2 separate regions of the Homo sapiens genome follow, and region 1 is linked to region 2. Evidence: read pairs that join two places in POLR2A ChIA-PET (ENCODE). Cell type or tissue: GM12878. All regions are shown on one strand. Region 1 overlaps COMMD1 (copper metabolism domain containing 1). Region 2 has its middle 110 kb from the start of MIR5192.

The links. Peaks named below come from ENCODE experiments on the same cell type or tissue, not always from the same donor. Only the 100,000 strongest peaks of a DNase experiment are listed, where the experiment ranks them.
Region 1: POLR2A ChIA-PET joins it to region 2 with 5 read pairs; 3 of 35 experiments call an interaction of 5 or more read pairs at or near these places.

The regions. Positions count from the first base shown.
Region 1 is chr2:61,977,535-61,980,034 of GRCh38, reverse strand. The region is part of intron 1 of COMMD1 (copper metabolism domain containing 1); the gene reads right to left. Among named protein-coding and RNA genes, the nearest start is that of COMMD1, 73 kb to the right of the region's middle. In GM12878, no CTCF peak of the experiment used is centred here; a DNase peak (open chromatin) is centred at 1,304; H3K27ac peaks cover 498 bases.
Region 2 is chr2:62,312,871-62,315,370 of GRCh38, reverse strand. No RefSeq gene overlaps it. Among named protein-coding and RNA genes, the nearest start is that of MIR5192, 110 kb to the right of the region's middle. RefSeq lists enhancers at 1,458-1,557, 1,618-1,667. In GM12878, no CTCF peak of the experiment used is centred here; a DNase peak (open chromatin) is centred at 1,370; H3K4me3 peaks cover 1,231 bases; H3K27ac peaks cover 2,262 bases.

The DNA of each region.
Region 1 (2,500 bases), 340 kb after region 2:
ATTCTCAGTAAACTATCGCAAGAACAAAAAACCAAACACCGCATATTCTCACTCATAGGTGGGAATTGAACAATGAGATCACATGGACACAGGAAGGGGAATATCACACTCTGGGGACTGTGGTGGGGTCGGGGGAGGGGGGAGGGATAGCATTGGGAGATATACCTAATGCTAGATGACACATTAGTGGGTGCAGCGCACCAGCATGGCACATGTATACATATGTAACTAACCTGCACAATGTGCACATGTACCCTAAAACTTAGAGTATAATAAAAAAAAAAAAATGACTTATATCCAAAAGACAGGCAATAACAAATTCTGGTGAGGATACAGAGAAAAGGGAACCCTTGTACACTGTTGGTGGGAAGGTAAATTAGTACAACCACTATGGAAAACAGTTTGGAGTTCCTCAAAAAACTAAAAATAGGCCGGGCGCGGTGGCTCACATGGGAGTGCAGATATCTCTTCGATATCCTGATTTTGTTTCTTTTGGGAATATACCTAGCAGTGGGATTGCTGAATTATATGCTAGCTCTATTTTTAGTTTGTTTTTTTGAGATGGAGTCTTGCTCTGTTGCCCAGGCTAGAGTGCAGTGGCGTGATCTCGGCTCACTGCAATCTCTGCCTCCCAGGTTCAAGTGATTCTCCTGCCTCAGCCTCCTGAGTAGCTGGGGTTACAGGTACCTGCCACCATGCCTGGCTAATTTTTGTATTTTTAGTAGAGACGGGGTTTCACCATGTTGGACAGGCTGATCTCGAACCCCTGACCTCGTGATCCACCCGCCTCAGCCTCCCAAAGTGCTGGGATTACATTCTGGCCTATTCTCACTTACTTGTGGGAGCTAGAAATTAAAACAATTGAACTCAGGGAGAAAGAGGGTAGACAGATGGTTACCAGAGGCTGGGAAGGATAGTGGGAGGTGGGGGCAGTGGAAGTGGGGATCACTAATGGGTACAAAAATATAGAAAGAATAAATAAGACGTAGTACTTGATAGCATGACAGGGTGGCTATAGTCAGTAATAATTTAATTGTATATTTTACAGTAACTAAAAGAGTGTAATTGATTGTTTCTAACACAAAGGATAAATACTTGAGGTGATGGATATCCCATTTCCCCTGATATGATTATTAGACATTGAATGCCTATATCAAAATATCCATCCACATTTTAAAAAATTATAGCAGAAGTGATGCTATGCCAATTTTCTGGCTCAAGTCTTAGGAAACTGACAACTTCCCCTTTGTCTCTCTTAGAACCTAGGCACTGTGCTAAAAACAGCTTATGAAGAACCATGTCAAAAGAACTCTGTCCTTCACCCCTCAGTCTTGGCTGAGCTCCCAGTCAATAGCAAGCATTAAACTGCCAGTCAGATGAATGAGACATGTTAGAAGTAGATCCTTCAGCCCCTAGTCAAGCAAACACCTTAAGGAGAGGAACTTTTCCTCTTAGCACTGCCTACAGTTCAGATTCAAGAGCAAAATGACTGTTATTTTAAAATAAATAAATAGAATGAACCTCAAGATAATGATACCATTTTTTAGTAAATTGCTAATTAAGTAACTGAAATTGGGAGCTCAATATTTGAAGGAAAAAACCTTGATATTAATCAACCCCAAAGCCTGTCTTTTAGTCCCAAATAAGTCCCCTAAAATTTCACATTTGTACAACCATTAATTTATTCTTGCTGCTTGAAGAGTATTTAAAGTTGGCACTAAAAATAAACCACAGAAAGTCAGTTCCTGATACTCTTTGGTAGGTAAAACATAGCTTTTTCCACTAAGCTTTTAGTTTATTAGAGTAGTATTTCAAAACAAGGCTTGGTGATTACAACAAACAAACGTGGATAAATGGCATCTAGCAATAAATATACTTTCAAATAATGTCAACTTTATTTTTTTAGAGGTGGGGTTTCACTATGTTTCACAGGCTGGTCTCAAACTCCTGGCCTCAAGTGATCCTCCTGCGTCAGCCTCTCAAAGCTCTGGGACTATATGGAATGATCCACCATGCCTGGCTCAATGTCAACTTTTTTTTTTTTTTCAGACAGAATCTCCCTGTGTTGCCCAGACTGGAGTGCAGCAGCACTATCTCGGCTCACTGCAACCTCTGCCTCCCAGGTTCAAGCAACTCTTGAGCCTCAGCCTCCTTAGTAGCCGGGATTACAGGCACACACCACCACCCCCTGGGCTAATTTTTGTATTTTTAGTAGAGATGGGGTTTCACCACATGGGCCAGGCTGGTCTCAAACTGTGGGCCTCAAGTGATCGGCCTGTCTCGGCCTCCCAAAGTGCTGGGATTACAGGCATGAGCCACCACACTGGGCCCAATGTCAACTTTAATATCAGAGCAAAACAATTCTATATTTTTACCTAGTAGTAATACATCAATAATACAGATCTAATGGAAATACTTCTACAAAAAAGAAACCATAGAATACCTTTAGAAACAATTGGGTTCCAAATGCATTTTTAAAAATTAGCAGACTGGCCAGGCG
Region 2 (2,500 bases):
GAGTCTTGCTCTGTCACCCAGGCTGGAGTGCAGTGGCACGATCTCAGCTCACTGCAAGCTCCGCCTCCCGGGTTCATGCCATTCTCCTGCCTCAGCCTCCCAAGTAGCTTGGACTACAGGCGCCCGCCACCATGCCCAGCTAATTTTTTATATTTTTAGTAGAGACGGGGTTTCACCGTGTTAGCCGGGATGGTCTCGATCTCCTGACCTTGTGATCCACCTGCCTCGGCCTCCCAAAGTGCTGGGATTACAGGCGTGAGCCACTGCACCCGGCCTGAGGAGTTCTGTTCTTTATTCATCTGCATCCTAAGCAAAAACAGCCTCTTTCTGTTAGAAATTATTTGAGGCCTCAAAGGGAGGTAACAGTGCTATGTTGTCTGCAGATTCCCTGCCAGGGATAAGTTGGTGATGGACAAGTGATTATCCCTGGGTGGTGTGACTCTTTTTTCTACTTTTTATTTGATTATATTATCCCAAATTACTTTTACAATGAGCAATCCCTGCTTGATTAAAAACAACTAGAGCATCAAACTTTGAAGCATCCCTTTTAAACTTTTTTTTGTTTTGTTTTGTTTTGTTTTTTAGTGACAGTGAAATGATCCCTCAGAGTTCCTTCCCTAGACTCACTGGAGAAAACAGCATATCCAGGGGCACAAAGTGATATTATACAGAAGGCACAGACAACAAATTAACAGAACTCTGCTGCTCTAGGACATAGCTCCTTCAATTCCTGGCCTTTGGATCAGGTGACAGAAGGGCCACTCTCTAAATATCTCCTTCCAGTACCATCATTTCTGCACTGGCTAGTAAGGACCAAATGTGGCCCCTGTTCCTTTCCTCCCATTCTGCTTTTGGGTAGTGGCTGCTTCCTGCTGAGACAGCATGTTTTTGGGCACTCCCTCTGGGAACATGGCATAAGAGGGAGTCAGAAGCCTTCCTCTCATCTCTGCCTCCAAGTCTATCACCTTAGACAAGTCGCTGATCCTCTCCAAGCCTCAGTTTTTTTTTTCATCTAAAAAATAAAGGTAAGCACGATAACCACCCCCACTGGGTTTTTTTTAAGGAGGACCAAATGTGATGATGTTTTAAAAAAGTATTTTACAAGCTGTAAAGAACCCTCATTATTCATCTTGGTAAGCAACTTATACCTGGGAGTAGAATGGGGTAGGGGACAGATGGAAATGGGTCCTCACGTTCACTTTCAGAGCTCATATTTTGGAGCAAAACTTGGAGATAATAGTATCTGACTCTTCTCTTGTCTTTTAACCACCACTCCCCTACACCCTGGTGAAACCTCAGTGTGTGGGTGTGGTTGCAGGGGCAGGCTATCTCTGTGGTCACAATACTCAGGGGGCCTCCTTCCTTCCTGCTACCTTCTCCCTGGCTGAGTGGGCATGTGTGTTGGGGAGAGCTTCTACTACCATCAAATAGAACCTATTAAGTACCTGGCAAGTGTTTCTCTGCTAGCTGGACACTAATCCTTTTCTGCAAGGGAGGGACCCCTTAATAGCCATCACTAGGACATCTTCTCTGCCCTTGCCAACGCAGCTGCTGCTTCATGATCTCCCTGGAACAGGAGGGAACTTCCCCCCCAAACAGAAGGTGTGCCCCATTACAAGGCCACAGAAATAAACTCCCTCTGCAGCTTCTCAACTAAATGGGGACTCCCAGATGGTAAGGCCCAAGTTCCAGGAGAAGCACAGCCAGGTTATCCCATGACAGGGAGCTGTCCACTACTGGCTGGTGGGCGATAGGGCACATCTGAAAAGGTGATTCTCTTTGACTAACTGCTCTTCATGGCATACAGCCTAGCAACTTGACCATTGATATTTCCTTTTTTCCTAGCATGGCTTTCTTTTATTTTATTAATTTATTTCAAAATTATATGTATCTGAACACCTGTGAACACATCTGTCAACCCAAGATCTAATTTTTTTTTTTTTGAGACAGGGTTTCACTGGTACCAAGGGGAGTGGCACAATCACGGCTCACTGCAACCTTGACCTCTTCAGGTTCAGGTGATCCTCCCACCTCAAGTAGCTATAGCTGGGACTATAGGTGCACCTGTAACAGGTGCACCAAGCTCAACTAATTTTTTAAATTTTTATTATTTTTGTAGAGACGAGGTCTCCCTGTGTTGCCCAGGCTGGTCTCAAACTCCTGGGCTCAAGTGATCTACCAGCCTTGGCCTCCCAAATGCTGGGATTACAGGCATGAGCCACTGCACCTGGCCTAAAATATCAACAATAACTTACATTTACCTGTGTGCTTCCCTTTACCCCTTTACTTCCATTTTGTCCTAATAATTTTCTTCCTTTAAAAAATAGTTAAATTAGTGTTATCCTTAATTAATGTTTAATTAATGTTAAATTATATTTGATTAACGTAATGCTTAATAAATGTTTAGTTTTAGTTGTTTTTAAACTTGTTAGAGGGCCAGCCACAGAGGCTCACACCTATAATCCCAGCACTTTTGGGGGCCAAGGTGGGAGGATCGCTT